2 separate regions of the Mus musculus genome follow, and region 2 is linked to region 1. The links are chromatin loops, found by intact Hi-C in ENCODE. Cell type or tissue: gastrocnemius. All regions are shown on one strand.

Region 1 (8,000 bases):
GCCATGGGTTTGAGCTATGCAGCGAGCTCTGGCCCAGCCTGAGCTACAGTTTAAGACTGAGACAGTGAAAGGGGGAGGGGGCAATGGAAAAGGGCCAAGGAAGAAATGGAGAACAAAGAGGCAACATTGTTTTTATATTCACTGCACCCTGTCGATGCAGACTGTCAACAGCTCAGGCCAGCAGACAGCCGAGCTTGAGCTTGAGGTGTCTATTTGGTTTTGGTCTGTGTGAGTTCTTGCAAATATTGGCTCAGTGTGAGTATTAAGATCAGAGAAGCCGGCCTGGAGTGAGTTCAGATAGCGAAACGGGGAGTTCCCAGCTGTGACATAAAGGCCCATTCCTGGCTTACCGTTGGCTTTACCTTGAGTACGGAAGCTGCAAAGAAGCCCACGGAAGCCTACCAGCCTGCCAGCAAATCTCTCTCCTCCCTCTAAAAGAAAGCCTGAAACCTGAAACTCCTTATCTCTCTCCTGGGTACACCAGATCACCAATTTGGGGGAACTGAATCAAAGAGATGGCAGCACCCCTAAGCCACTTGCCTGTCCTCACGGGGCTCAGATGAGTGGGATTTGCAAAGTGCTGGGGACCCTGTGGATGACCTCCTCATTGTGACTTGCCAGTCATTTTACATTGTGGCTCACCCTGAGTCTTTGAGCGTAGACCTGAACATACCTAAGGCTTCAGTTTTTACCATGGCCTCTTCCTCAGCTGTTACCCACCACCTACTAAGACTAGACCATATACAACCTCACCTCTGTTACCCATCAGAAGTCCTCTCCTTAAGCACACCAGAGTCTAAGTAAGCCTCATCTTCAAGTGTGTCCTCTCTGTCTGACTTCCTTTTTTTTTTTTTTTTTTTTTTTTTTTGGTTTTTCGAGACAGGGAGACCAGGCTGGCCTTGAACTCAGAAATCCACCTGCCTCTGCCTCCAAGTGCTGGGATTAAAGGCGTGTGCCACCACTGCCCTGCTCTGTCTGACTTCCAAGGAACGCCATTCTGCATTTGCTCAGTTCCTGTCCGAATAACTTTGCTGGGCTCCTCCTCAGCACTATCCCCACCTATGTGGGCCTTTTTATCCAGGTTACCTGCCATATATGTTTTCTAGGAAGGTTCACAGCAATCCAAAGCTCTGCTGTCTTCAGCAGCGTGAGCTGCTGCCTGCGATTGCCCCTGCCCGCCCGTCACCTATTCCTGAGCTGTGGCAGACCCTGATAAACACAGTGCTCCAGGTTCCCTTGTCTCCCTGCTGTTTGCTGTTGCTTCTCTCTTCAGTGTCCTTCCATGAGCTTCTGTTATTGCTTCTGTGACCTCCCTCAAGACTTAGGCTATAGGTCCTCTGGGAAGGTCTCTAGGAGACAGGCTACCTTCCAGAACACTTTCATGGAAGGTAATCATACCGGTTTTTTTATATATCGTGTGTGCATATACATGTGTGCATAGGTCAGAGAACAAACCTCAGACATCCTCTGCCTTGATTTTTTTTTTTTTTTTTTTTTTTTTGTCTTACCTTGTAGCCCCGGTTGGCCTGGAACTCTATGTAAAACGAGGCTCACCTTGAATTCAGATGCCTCGTTGTCCAGAGTGCTGAGATTAAAGATGTGCATCACATCTACCAGTCACCTTGTTTTTGGGTCAGGATCTCTCACTGGCCTGGAACTTGCCAATTAAATGAGGCAGACTGGATAAGGAGCCTGTGGAATCTGTTTCTGCTCCCTCAGCACTGAAATTACTGGTATGTGCTACTATGCCAGGCTTTTAAATTGTGTGTGTGTGTGTGTGTGTGTGTGTGTGTGTGTGTGCGCGTGTGCTCAGATACACCAGCACCAGGGAATGACCCCAGTGCTTTGAACATGCTCAGCTGACACTTTACCTCTGAGGTACACCCCTCTTCCTCAAATATTCTTTCTACCACCACAAGTCCATATTCCAAACTATGAGTCTAATTTTCATTCCAAAAGATATAGCCCACCTTTTCTAGTGGTGTTAGGATATCTAAGGTAGGAAGAGATCCTTATTGTGCCAGGCTAAGTAAGCTCGAGGGGAGGGGACGATCACAAAGAAAGCTGGAAGAGAGGAGAGGTCATGGTCACAAAGTCAATGAATGGCAAGGACAAATGCTAAATGACGTCATTTTGGTTCAATATTCCAATAACTGAAGTTTTACAGTGTTGTTTGCACCCAGACTCTGGGCTCCTCATGGATTTAGCAATCTACCTAGTGCATGCTGTGTAACTGCAGGATGCTATTTGTGCTCCTTCCTGGATCATGTGATAATATCTGGACTTTTGAGACACAAAAGATACAGGTTCTCAGCAGTCAAGAATTAAACTGAAGTCAATAAAATGCTGAATAGAAAAGGCAGAAGTCTCTGTGAGAGCCACATCTGCCATCAGATCTTTCTAGGGGATATGGGTTTGCAGGATGAAAAATACACAACAGACGTTTGAAGCCGACTTCGGAGAGTAAGTAAATCTGACGACCAGAAGGCTTAAAATATAATAGAAAGAAAGGAGTGTACAGAGCTCACGGGACCCTGAAGGGAAACGAGAGCAGCAAGTCTGTTGTGTCCCTTTTCTCCACAAACATTTCAAAACATGACACTGGCGGCAGCAAAACTGCATCTCGAAGGTACTACTAGAGCGTTGTCTCTTCTTCCAGACGGGAACACATAGACAGGGAATGGCCTCTTACAGCACTGACAACTTTCAGAAGCATCGCGGATCTACCAGAACATCAGGGTCGGGAGTGGTGGTGGAGAGGAATTAGGCTCCTTCCATCACCCTCTGTGGAGAAAAATATGAGCTTTCAAAATCTTCCCGTGGCTTGAACAGAAACTTGAAAGGGACTCTACGGAGCGCACAGTGCTTCGGACCTTACCCACCAGATTATTACGTATATGTATACCAAGGAGGAGCCAAAGAATGGAGGACCACCGCGGGCTTCCCAGAGCCAGGAAGAAAATGCGGGGTGTGTAGTCTCAGCCCAGGGCTTGGGGTGGGCAGGTTGCGTTCGCTGTAGGGTGGAGTAGCTGCGGGGAAAGCAGGCCTCCCCAGGGGGCTGCTTTGCAGCCGGGATTGTTTGGCTCGCGTCAGAGCAATCCCCGGGGAGCCTCTGAGCGAAGGAGGGGGCCAAGAGGATGCCGCGAGGAGCGCGCAGCGAGCTTCTAGGCCGCGTCCCGCGCACGTACGAGTGTGCACCGTAGGGAGGTACAGGGCGTGTGCACGGCACGGGCCGGAGGCGCGCCAGTGCGTGCGCCAGGTTCAGGGCGCCGCTGCGCAGAGGGCCAGCGCCGCCGGGCGAAAACGCTGCGCAAACCCGGGATACGGCGGGGCGCAGAACCGGAGAACGGAGGCGGCTACGCAGAACTGAATCTGCGGCCCTTTGGTGCGCAAGCTAACGCGGAGTCACAGTGCCCAAAAGCGTGAAGGCAAGCGGCCACGGGAGAATTCCGCACGGCTCTCCGCATTGACCGGGAAGGAGCGTCAGCTCCGAGGAAAGGCGCGCGTCCGAGGCGCGTGAAGAACGCGCAGCTCGCACCCCCGCGCGCTCCACGCGCGGTCTGGACGACCACAGCGCGGGCGGGTATTAGGGGAGAAGGAGGAGGCGTGGTCTTTTCGTGACGAACCAATGGGATCGGGAGCACTGCCTGGAGGCGGAGCTCAGGATCAGGGCGCTGATTGGCCATTCCGCCCTCCGGTATGCAGATGCGGTGGGAGTCACGTGCCGGGGGCCGGTACGACTTCCTGTTGGAGGCCCACGCGGGGCGGGGCCGGGGGCGCGAGCGCCGCGTCTGGCTGGAGCGGGGGGAGGGGGGTTCTTGTCAGTTAGAGCAACAAGATGGCCGCGGTGGCAGCTCCGCACCTCAGCGCGACGGCCCCGGGAGCCGCAGCCGCCGTCGCCGTCCGCGTCGCCGTGCAGCCCTGAGAGCCGCCGGGTCACCCCGGCCGCCCCCGTGACAGGCGGTCCTCGCGCCGTCGCGCTCCCGCCGCCGCCGCCGCGGGCCCGCTCGAGCCGGAGCCTGAGGCGGAGGGAGCGGAGCGGCCCCGCGCCCAGCCGCCCATCGCCGTCCCCGCCTCAGACCCGGGCTGCGTCCGAGCCGCGGCCCGCCGAGACTTAGGAGCAGGGCGCGTCGCGGCGTCGCGGGCACTGGACCTGGACCTGCCGGGACGTGCCGCCGCCCACCCGCCGCCCGCGCCCGGACTCGATCCTGCGGCGCCGGCACTGAGCGGGCCCCCGCCGCCGGAGCGCCCCCGAGGGCCCCGGGCGGCCGAGAGCGACCTCTCCACCGCCAGGCCCGCGCCGCCGGAGCCCCGCGGAGCCGCCGCCGGGGACGGAGCCCAGGTGAGAGCGCCACCGCCGCAGCGCCCGGAGGTCTTCGGGCCCTTTGTTCGGCCGAGCCGGAGCGCGGCGGCCCCGAGCTACCCGCGTGCGGCGCCGGCCGGGGTTGACGGGCGGAGGAGAGGCACGGACTGCGAGCTCCTGGCCGGGCGTGCGACATCGGGATGGGGACCCAGGGGTCGGACACTTAGCCGTTCCCCCCAACCCCCGCGCTCGCTCTCTCGTTCTCTTAAAACTAATGCAGTGGTGGATGATACCCGCTCCCCTTGCATGGTCCCCTGCAGACCGTGCGTTCCCAAAGGGTGGCATACACCGATCCGCAGTGTGGCGTTGTTTGGTGAGCCATGGGCGACCCCGAGGGCCCCCTACAGTTGTGAAATGAGGTGGATTTATTTGTAACGGTGTTGCAAACGGATTGCGGAGTGCTTGCGTGCTAGGAAGACGCACCGCCACCGCCGCCAATGCAGCTACCTCGACCGGGTTAACAGATAAGGAAACCCGAGCGCCCCGACGCCGTCTCTGCTTTTTTAGGGTAGCTTGGTCCGCGGCTTCGCCAAGTAGGTGAGATGTAGCGAATGCTTCCGTAGCAGTTAAAACCTGCAGATGTGGACCTGAAGCTGTCCCCCACCCCCATCTCCCTGTGCGTTGGCCGGGCGAGGAGACGGTTGGCGCGCGCGCTGCGCGTCGCTGGAGGAATCTTGATGAAGGATGGTGCTGGGATGCTGTGAGGGAGCCCGGGGAGGAGGAGGAGCCGGCGGGGCTCGGCTGCACCTATGGCGTTCTGAGACTTCTGACAGTGCTGGTGCTTCCGTGTGTAATTAGTTGAGTTCTTTCCAACCTTTGCCTTCGCCAGATGAAACCTCCATTTGAGTGGTCTGCCCATTGGCTTCTGGGAGTGAAACATAGGTTCAAAACTCAAAATGGTGCTCCATTGATGGCCAACTTGGGCATCTTGAAGGAGTTGCACGTCGGAGTCTCCTGGCTCCTTTGCTCCATTGTACTGCCCAGGTTCTGATGGTAGTGGTTGTTTTCTGGGTGTCTGGTGTGCACGTTAACCGCCTTGTGCCAGTATAGATAGTCTATTCATCACCACATCTCTGAATGGCACCTGACTGTATATGCAGTTATTTTATGCAATTTCCTGTCTTTGGATTGGAATAACTATGTGAATTAGTTCAGACCCTAAAAATGTGACCTGAGTGACTTCAGAGGATAGTTTGAACTGTATATGGGGTGCTGACAATTGTATTCCTGGATTGCAGACTTCTTTCCCTAGGAAATGAAATCCTGAGTTAGATAAGACAGCCCAAGCCAGTTGAACTTGGCTGGCAGAGGGCACCTTTTTTCCCCCCCAGAACAGAAGAGGTGAGCCTTGCTTTGGACATTTCAGTGTGGTTAAGATGCTTTTATTGAGGAAATGAGGTGTCTAAAATACAGGGTTCTGTTATATTGACGAAATTGATTTTATTCATGGGGGGAGTCTGAATAGTTGGGACTTCGTTTACCAATACTGAAAAGACTTTTTTTCTCCCTATCGAATTATCTTAGTACTTGTGTTTTCATAAGATTCTTAGAGTCTATTTTTATTTTATATTTTGAGTAATCAGAAATTAGTAGTTCAGAAAGTAATAGTTAAATTGTGCATCCTACACATATGATTTAATTATATGGATCTGATTTTAAAACTATGAATTTAAACTCATGCTTCTTGTCCAAAGCAATCTGACAGTGATCTCCCATGTGCTAGTAAGCTGTCAGTTTGGACCCTAAGATTGGCAAAGGGTTAATCTTAATTCCACTTTTGATTCTGGTGTTTAAATGTTTAGGTGGTTATAGGGACTCTAGTAAATGCTGGTCTTCCTCTTTATGTTTTGTGTTGTCATAAGGAGCAGATATATGGTTAATAAGAAGGGTTCTTTTCTAATAGGTTTATATTTATGTTTAATTGACTTGGCATTTTGGAATAAGGAGTTGAGTGCTGGAGTAAGGTTCATTGTTTCATTTGACATCCTTGGCTAAAAAGTTGCCAAGGCACTTGGAGATTATTTGAAACTTTAAAGGACAATTCCTCATTCCTGCCACCTTTTGTTAAGCAGTGACCTTACTGAAGTAATTGTGTGTTCTTCCAAATACTGTCACTCAGAACTAAGCCTGGGAGGGAGGAAGTCAGGACTGGGGTGAGAGGCAACTTTTTCCTCATTGAAGGGAGCTTTATAGGGAAGATAAAATTTCTGCAATACTGACTAAGAATCGAGTGTCTGTATCTTCCCACATATTCATAGCCACCAGCTAGGGAAAAGGAGGTCCTGCCTGTTACTCTTGCTGGACCCAAGTTGACATTGACGGGTCAATGTGGGGGTGGGGTGGGGGGGTGGAGGGGTTGATGGGGTCGACATGATTAGTAGCATTACTTTCTTGTGTGGTTTGGTTTGAGTGTGTTAAGTGTCTTTGGCATCATAAATAGCTCCATTACAACCTAAAATGAAGAGCTATTTTGTAGACTACCTCCTTCTCCAGTATGAATTAAACCTGTGAAGGGAAGGTGTGTGTCTGTGTTGGTGTGTGAGATTGTGTGAGGACTATGACTTACTCAAGACTTACTGTGCAAGGGTGATATTAGATTAGAGTTTTTAAATTTTATTTTTATTTTCTGTGCTTTGGTGTTTTGCCTGCATGCTTGTCTGTATTAGGGTGTTGAATTTCCTGGAACTGGATTTACAGATATCTGTGAGCTGCCATGTGGGTGCTGGGAATTGAACCCAGGTCCTCTGGAAAAGCAGCTACTAGTACTCTTAACCAGTGAGCCATTTCTCTGGCCCCTGAGAAAATTTTACAAGAAAGAAAATTGGTGATTTTAGGGTTCAATGTAGCAAAGATTTTGTTTGGAGAAAGTATGAAAAAGATGAGGCAGGATTACATGCAGTTCTTGGGACCCAGAGAGGTATGCTCTGGGGGAGCAGGAGACAGAGCCCCATCAGGCAGGACAGGAAGGTTCCAAATGAGCCCAGAAAAGCCAGGTGGTAGTTTTTGTGTGGTTGGATTTGGATTCCTTTGATTGAAATTGCTTGGAGGTAATCAGATAGGCTTTACCTCTCTCTCATTCAGCCTCGTTCAGACTTTGTGCAGGTGAGAGAATGGAAGTGAGCAAGAGATGAAGTCCTCTGTCAGGGTAAATGGCTTCAGGGAAGGAGACTTAAGATACTAGCATCTTTATCACTGCATTGAAGACACAGCTTTGAGTAAAGAGAGTGGAGCATCATTTGTGAACTAGGTAACATTTAGGGGGTAGTTTTTACAGATTTACTTTCTTTAAGACAGTTTGATGAATGCAAATTAAATTTTTACAGATTTGCTCTTAAATACTTGTGCTGTTTTGAGGAGAGTGTTTCTTACAAAATAATATACCTTTTAGAAATAGACTTTAACATATAAATGTATTCCCGTTGATACATTTTCAGGCTATATGCAATTTTTCAGAAATATAATCACAAATAGTGAAGATTACTTGCTAGAAATGATTGTGTAACCCTTACAGAGAATGCATGTGAGTGATGTGAAACAGATAAATGATAGCCTCTGTCCAGAGCTTGTTTGGTTTATTTCCATCCTCCACTTCTATATAACAAGGTTTTGCATGTTCAGAGTGCTCTGCAACTCCCTA
Region 2 (8,000 bases), 120 kb before region 1:
GGGTCCGGAGATCAGAGTTCTTTGTTGGGATTGAAAGCATGAACGTGTCATTTGATGGGGCTTTGGACAGTGGTCATGACGTGAAGAATTAGGAAGCCATAGGCTGGGAGGCAAGGTGAGGGGGTCTGGCCCTGATGGTGTGTGTGTGTGTGTGTATGTGTGTGTGTGTGTGTGTGTGTGTGTGTATGTGAGTGAATGAGTCTGTGTGGGATGTGTGTGGTATATAAGTGAGTATATATGTGTGAGTGGGCATGTGATATATGTGTGTGTGGTGTGTGGGTGTGGTGTGGGAGTGTATGACAGAGATAGAGGACAGTGGGAGCAGAAGAGGAGTAGGTGAGATGCTACTCTGTCCACTCTCACAGCCCAGGGACATGACCTGCAGAGGAAGGCCCATGCACCTGCCACCAGGCATCGAAGACCTCAAGGCCATTCTCCGGTGAACCCAGGGGTGACAGACTGAACAGTGAATTGCCAAGACCGAGGGCTGATCTGCTCTACAGATGTCTCCTGCAGACTCCAAAGCATTCTATAACCTATTCTAACCACGGGTAAGTGAGTTATCCAGCTGTTGGTCTTGGGGATTCAGCAGGCAAGCATATGCCACTTTTATGTTCCCTTGAAGGCCACATGTGTCCACAGGCCTAGGTCTAGCCCAGGCAGCCAACAGCTTGAGATAGGCCTCTCCTTCCCTCTGATTAGACCTGATAGGGGAGGCCCCTCTTCAGCCTTGTGAAGGGAATCAAAGCTGGCCGGTCCCTACCAACGTTCACTGAAGTCTCTTGCCCAGCAGCTCTGTGCGGGCTGTGGTGCTTCTGTGCCCTCTGCCCCTGGCACAGCATGAGGCCGGCAGCTGATTCAGCGCATTGTCTGGAGACCCAGCATGGTGCCATCTCTGCTGACTTTCATCTCTATTGGCTAAGAATCCTTGCCAACAGGGCCTCTGAAATGAGGGAGGCACACACGGATCTGCCCGGGAACGTGTGCTACAAGGTTAAGCGTGTTTGCCCAGGCGAGGTGGGTAATGCTCTTATCATGTATGACCTTTACAATATGTGGAATACTGTCCGGGACAAAATCACCACTATTAAGATGGTTTCCACACCAGGGTACCAGCCATTAATCACCATGCATGTGAGTGGCTGTGGGCGCTGCCTGAGAAGCCTTGAGTCCCACAGTATATGCCAGCCTGCTGCTGGCTCTTCAAGTCTCACCCCCTTATGATCTTTAGGTCCTGTGGTCTCATATCATTCTGATATCCCAAAATTCCAGCATCACTAGAATTCTAGCATACCTGTACCCATATATCCTGACATCCTGGCATCCCTGAATCCGGGATTCTCATTTCTTTCTATCATAGCATCCCTATATGCCAGCATCCCCAGAGTTCTAGCATACAAACACCCACATATCCTGACACTCTGGCATCCCTGAATCCAGCATCCCCATTTCTCTTTATCACAGCATCCCTAGATCCCAGTATCCCTGTGTCCAAGTACCCCTGTGTCCCCAGCACCCTTGTGTCCTGGTATCCCAGCATCTCTGTATCCCTGCACCCGGGCATTCCTGTATGGTCATATTCCTGAATCCTGGCAGACCAGCATCCTAGGATCCCAGCCCGTCTCCCCAGTAATTCAGGGGAAGAGCTGCCTTCTCGGTGTCCTTGGCCAGAGGCTCCTTATTCTAAGGTTTCTTTGTGTCCCTGGCACTGATAAATAATATGTCCCTGATGCCTATGCTGAGCCTGCATAATTTAGCATTGACCAATGGCATCTGTGACACAGAGACCAGCCAGTCCTTCTCCTGGACGTCCTGTAGATGTTTTTCAGGGGAGTTGACTGGCACTAGGCTGACCTGCTCCTGCCTCAACATTTACCTGCTTCTCGGAGCTTAATTGAAGAAATGTCAAGCTATTGAGTTCAGAATCTGAGCACCCACCAGGGCACTGCCCGATGTCACCCAGCCTACAGCTGCCCAACCCTAGAAAGCACACCACCCAGAACTCCTGAGACCTCGAGATGGGGTGGGGGTGGGGGTGTCGGTCGAACCTCATCTCCCTGTATACACCAATTTCAAAAGCTGGATGCATAAGCACACCAGAAAATCACCTTACTGGGGCTGGTGAGATGGCTCAGTGGGTAAGAGCACCCGACTGTTCTTCCGAAGGTCCGGAGTTCAAATCCCAGCAACCACATGGTGGCTCACAACCATCTGTAATGAGATCTGACTCCCTCTTCTGGAGTGTCTGAAGACAGCTACAGTGTTCTTACATGTAATAATAAATAAATCTTTAAAAAAAAAAAAAAGAAAATTACCTTACTGGCAACCCTCGTACTAGCTACCTGACACCCATAGGCACAAATGAATAAAATAAAATATGCTTCAGATATATTGAGTAAAATTTAAAGTGGGATTACACTTAACCCCATCTCTTCTTTTATTCCATTTGAGGCTGGGAGATGGGCAGCTGACCGTGCACTTCCTGCTCTGTGGACCAGGCTGCACCTCATGCAGATGCCTGCCCTGTGTGTGGGGGAGCTGCATGGAGCACAGAAAAAGCCCACTGGTGCCCTAGCAGACAGAGTGCCCCCAACCTCGTGGGGATAAGGACACGGTTCACAGAAGCTCTGGCATGCTAGCAACCTTTGGTGACTGTTTGTGTTCTCCAGGCCTGACTCTCAGACAAGGACAGGCTGTGACATGCGCACACACCTCCTCCATTGTATTTCTTGACACTTAGCCATGTTCTTAGAGACAGTCTGACCAACTGACAGGCAGACAGACGGACAGACAAGCAGCAAGGGCACCTCCACATCACCTTTTTCAAGATTATTAGTGGCCTTAGCAGGGAGTTGGCAGTGGGCACTCCCCACAACAGATAGGCAGCAGTACCCACTGAGCCTGGTGAGCCTGGGGGTGCTCCCCTCCTCTCCCCTCCTCTCCCCTCCTCTCCCCTCCTCTCCCCTCCTCTCCCCTCCCTCTCCAGCATTTGGATACACAGATTTGTCCCAGGCTACATCTTAGAATTGCCACCAAGGACGGTCTACTCTGGATCCCAGGAGTTTCTTGGTACATACTGGGTGACCTCTGAGCCATGTGCAACAATAACCAAATGTCCCTTCCTGTCTACAAACAGAGTGGAAGCATTGGTTCCACTCTGGCCACATAATGGATTTCTCCAACCCAGCCAGCCTGGATCTATCTCACAAACACTTGAAAGTGAGAGGGACTCCAGGCTGAGATGGATGCAGAGGGTTGAGGATCACTGCTTCCGGTCGGTCGGTCGCTGCCACTCCCAGGCACTGAATGTCTCTGTCTGTTCCTGCTTGGCAGGCTCTGTGCTGGGTGCTTTGACACATGGGCACACTGCCCACTGCAGATACCTCCGTGAGGGATACGAGGCAGCCCGGGCTGTCTTCAGGCATTGTGCCCAGTGTGGAGGCTTAGGAAGGCGTTTTCAGATGGAGGCAGGAACTGGGCCGACACCCTGTGCTTGGAAGAGGTGGGAAGTGGGTGCCACTGTGTTAAAGGGTTTTAAAGCTAAGCACATGGAACAGGGGAGGACATGCCAGACCTGTGTGGCTCCGAGGTGGGTGGAGGGTGGGAGGGCTCACTGTGGCTGGTGCTTGGTAAAGTTCGAGACAGGCTGGAGAGATGGGGTTAAGGAAGGCAGGAGGCACCCTGGCCACCACACTCTGCTTGTTCTCCATAAGCAGTGGGAGCTACAGGACTCTGAATAGGGAATGAGCCACACTTAACTTCTCTACAAATTGATCTGGCAGACAGAGAGACAGGGTGTAAAATGGCTAACACCAAAGGGACAGTTGGCAGCCTGAACTAGGAGGACACTGAAAGAGTGTGTGAGATGTGCTCATTGACACATCAGACATGGGGATCTGGGAAGAGCCAGCACTCTGTCCTCCACGTGGTAGCTTCAATAGCCACAGCTGGGTCTCTGTGGATCCTGGAGACAGAGCTTCTGTCAATGAGATTAACACATCTCTGGACCAGGGCAGCCCTTCAGTATCCAAGTTCCCACTGACCTCTAGCTGGCTGTCAGGACAGCCCAGGGCAGCAAAGGGAAGCCACTGCTGACTGAGACGGCAGGTCAACCCCAGCTAACTGGCTAAATAAAGCCAGAGTGGTAATAATGATTAAATTGAAGCACCTCATTAATTTCACGGGAGAGGTGGGCAAACACAAGGTGACACGTTCCCCCCAAGACTCATTGTTTGCCTGGCCCCAAGACGTCCCCACGTGATGTCTGGTTAAGTCTAATTTAAGTACGTATATTTAATGGCTCAGTAAGTAAAATTGTGGTTATTGTTTGGAGTGGTTTGTACAATAATTTATGGGCTTGGCTGGCTCATTGATGGGTGTCTATGATGAAGTGGGTGGCAGCTGTGAAGAGGGCTTCTGAGCAGCTTGGGGAAGGAGGGAAGACTGATTCAACCCCAGTGTGCAGACCAGCGAGAGAAGACTGCCCCCAACCTGGAGACACCAGGGCCTCGTGTGTGGCCTTGGACATCCCAGAAGACCCAGAGGGTCTTAGCTCTCAATAACCACAACCTGTCCTGAGTGAGCCAGGGGAGCCAGAGTGCTGGCCTACTATGTGTGAGACCCTGGGCTCAATCCCCAGCATCCTGGTAGCTCATCCCTATAATCCCAGAACCCAGGAGGGGCAAATAGAAGGATCAGAAGTTCTAAGTCCTCTTTGGTTACAGAGTAAATTTTAGGTTAGAGACCCTGCATCATAAAGAAGGAAGTGGGGAGGAAGAGGGCCAGGGGAAGGAAGGGGGAAGGAAGGGGGAGGGGAGGGGAAGAGGAGGGGGCAAGGAGAGGGAAAGAAGGAGGGAGAGGGGACAAAGAGAGGGGAGAGGAAGGGGAGGGACCAGGGAGAGGGAAAGGGGGAAGGAGCGGAGAGGGGAGGGGGAGGGGACAGGGAGGGAGGAAGGGGAAGAGGGGAGGAGGAGGAGGAGGAGCCTCTGGGATGGAGCATCATAAGCAGGCACAATTCCAGGTACTTTCCATGCACTTGTGCCTGTAGCCAGCATGATTCATCCCCACCAGCTCTGACCAGCTCTGCACTCTGCCTTGCCCTTCCAGCAGTTTCCTAGTCTCCAGCACAATCCCTGCCCTGAACACTTTTCCTGAGAGAGTCTGAGAGAGCACGGCCAACCAGTTCTGATCCAGGACCCTGGATCAGAGGTGGGCCCTGGGGTCTGTGGAGGAGGATGACGGATATCTAGTTCATCCACCTCACAAGGATGAGGCTGAAAGTGGGGTAGAAAGAGAAGCATTGTTGGCTGCCCTTGGGCTAATGCTGTCTTGGCCAATAGTGATCTGAGTCCTGGGGCTTCCTGCAGACCAAAAGAGGTGGAGTCTGATGCTGATGGGGTGGAGTCTGATGCTGATGGGGTGGAGTCTGATGCTGATGGGGTGGAGTCTGATGCTGATGGGGTGGAGTCTGATGCTGATGGGGTGATCCCTTCCAGCCTCCATGTCTAGAAGGAGCTGCTAAGGACCCCACTGAGCCCCTCCTCGGTCTGAGTCTGGCTCAGTAATACACCATTTCCATCCCTACCCTTCTCCCCACCCCTCCCCTTCCAGTGATTGTCCCTAAGAGGGTAGCTCTAAATAAGCGTGGCTACCTCTCCATTATCCACGGTGGAAGAAGCACTTTGTAGATAATCTAAAGCTATTTCCCGCTTCCAGACCAGCATTGCTGTGCCCACAAAATCCTCCCTGCTCCCCCATCCAAACGGGGACACCCGAAGGAGATGCCGGCTTGTCTGCAACTTGGCCTCAGAAAAAAATGCATTTTGCATAGCTAAGCTCAATCAGGATTCTCTGCAAAGGCCTGTGGCTGACAGTAGATGGGGCTTGGAGCGCCAATGCATCCCCTATGCCCAAAGACTGCCTAAATCACCGTTTCAATGTTGTCTCCTGTGTCTCTGTCAAGCAATCCTGCCCCTGAGAGCTCCCCCAGAGCTCTTCATTCAAAGGATAGAGGGGATATACACACACACACACACACACACACACACAGGTCCTTCTGCTAGCCACCCCTTTTTCCTGTCTCTGTCCAGTGCCGCATGACTGGCAGCATCCTCTTGGCAGCACCCTGGATCAAAACCTAGGCAAAAGTCTCGATGCCCGTGGTGGTGCATATCTATAATCCTAGAGGTAAGGTAGGAGAATCGGAAGTTCAAGGCCATCCTCAGCTACGTGATGAGGCTAGCCTGGGCTGAAGGAGACCTTGTTTCCAAACAGAAATACAACTAATAAAAGGTAAAGGGTTAAAGATCAACTTTGAAAGGGCCACTCTTGCCACAGCCTTCTGAGCCAGAACCGAGGCTGACAAGGACTGGTATGGGCGAGGGAAGAGGATTCAAGAGAGTGCTGCAGGTGGGAATGTGAGACACAGCAGCTGAGCAAAGATAGAATAGAAAAGGATGGGGCTGGAGAGATGGCTCCACAGGTAAAGGAGCTTGCGGCCAAGCCTGTGGACCTGAGTTCAAGCCCCAGGATCTATGTGGTAGGAAGAGAGAACCAACCAACTCCTAAAATGTGTGTCTGTCTTATCTCCATGGTACATGTGCTCGCTCTCTCTCTCTCATAAACACACACACACACACACACACACATGTATATGCATGCTCACAAGAAAGTAAATAAACATGAGAACTGAAAATTTAAAAAAGCAGGGAACTCTATGTCACGTATGTTTTAGCACAATTAAAAAGTATAGCTCCCACCCCGGCCCTAGAAGAGAGAATCAACATTGGGATTATAAATGTTTACCGCCATAATTCAAGAAGGCCAGTGAAGACACATGTGAATAGTCGGACTCTTTTTCAGGCCCTCTATGGAGCCCTGGTTGGGGGAAGCCAAACTGCTACTAATAAAATAATAATATTAAACAGCTGTGGGAATAAGATCATCTCTCAGGCTCACACGTGGATAACCGAGAGTTAACTCTTAATAAAATAATAAAACGTAGGAGCTGTGGGAATACAGAGTCCCTCCGAAGACAACTGCCAGAGACCATATCCATAAAGTAATCACTCCCTTTTTTATTCCCTCATTTTACTGAACAAGACATAACTGTAGCCAGGCTGTTCCTGAATTTCTAGGGGGAAGGTAACTGTCAATCAAGATGAAGCATGTGACCATTTGTGGGTGTCCCAGCCTGACAAGCGGGTCCATATGGTCTGTGAGTGAGAGTGGGGAGGGGCAATTCACCACTGTCACTAGCCGGGCATCCATCCCGGCTGAGACCGTGAGGACCAGACTTCCACAGACAGAGCCCCTGGGTCACCCTCTCCTCCAATTCTAGACATTCAATGCACTGGGGATCCTGGAAGGGTCCTATGGCTGGAGAAAGCCCTGAGAGATGGTCACAGCAGGTGACCAGAGCCCAGGAAGGGAACTGAGTTCTGTCAGTTCTTGCATATTCTTAAAGCCACTACAACCATAAACCTCCCATCTATACAAGGATGCTTAGGCCAATGCCAAAGTGGGTGTTAAGCTGCCTTCTGCTTATATTGTATGTACATAGCTGTTTTATGTGTACATGTGCCTATGTACCATGTGTGTGCCTGTTGCTCTCAGAGACTAGGAAAGGCTATTGGATCCCCTAGAACTGTAGTTACAGATGGCGTGAGTCAAGACCACTGAACTCTCCAGTCTCCGCCTTTTTTTTTTTTAAGTAGCCCAGGCTGTCCTCAACCTCTTATGTAGCTGAAGATGACCTCTGACTGATGATCCATCCTCCTGCTTTGACCTCCTCTGAGTGCTGGGCTTTGTGGGGGTGACACAATCATCCTTCCAACTGAGTCACATGTTTATCTCTGAGGGTCTTCTGGAAACAGGAGATAAGAGATGCCCTTGAAGCCGGGCGTGGTGGTGCATGCCTTTAATCCCATCACTCGGGAGGCAGAGGCAGGTGGATCTCTGAGTTCAAGGCCAGCCTGGTCTACAAAGTGAATTCCAGGACA

The links. A loop is a pair of places that touch in the nucleus more often than their neighbours do. Peaks named below come from ENCODE experiments on the same cell type or tissue, not always from the same donor. Only the 100,000 strongest peaks of a DNase experiment are listed, where the experiment ranks them.
Region 2: a loop joins it to region 1, with 8 times the contacts of the local background. A loop is called at or near these places in 3 of 42 quality-filtered maps.

Annotation. Positions count from the first base shown.
Region 1 is chr11:117,650,990-117,658,989 of GRCm38, forward strand. Tnrc6c (trinucleotide repeat containing 6C) reads left to right here and starts at 3,300. Exons shown (of 22, transcript NM_198022.2): 1 at 3,300-3,697. In gastrocnemius, CTCF peaks have their summits at 3,302 and 4,715; DNase peaks (open chromatin) are centred at 3,233, 3,674, 4,105, 4,465 and 1 more place; H3K4me3 peaks cover 3,938 bases; H3K27ac peaks cover 3,505 bases.
Region 2 is chr11:117,531,719-117,539,718 of GRCm38, forward strand. Gm11734 (predicted gene 11734) reads left to right here. Exons shown (of 7, transcript NR_167774.1): 4 at 1-115; 5 at 366-551; 6 at 794-1,017; 7 at 2,167-2,401. Among named protein-coding and RNA genes, the nearest start is that of Gm11734, 13 kb to the left of the region's middle. In gastrocnemius, no CTCF peak of the experiment used is centred here; a DNase peak (open chromatin) is centred at 3,379; H3K4me3 peaks cover 465 bases; H3K27ac peaks cover 3,933 bases.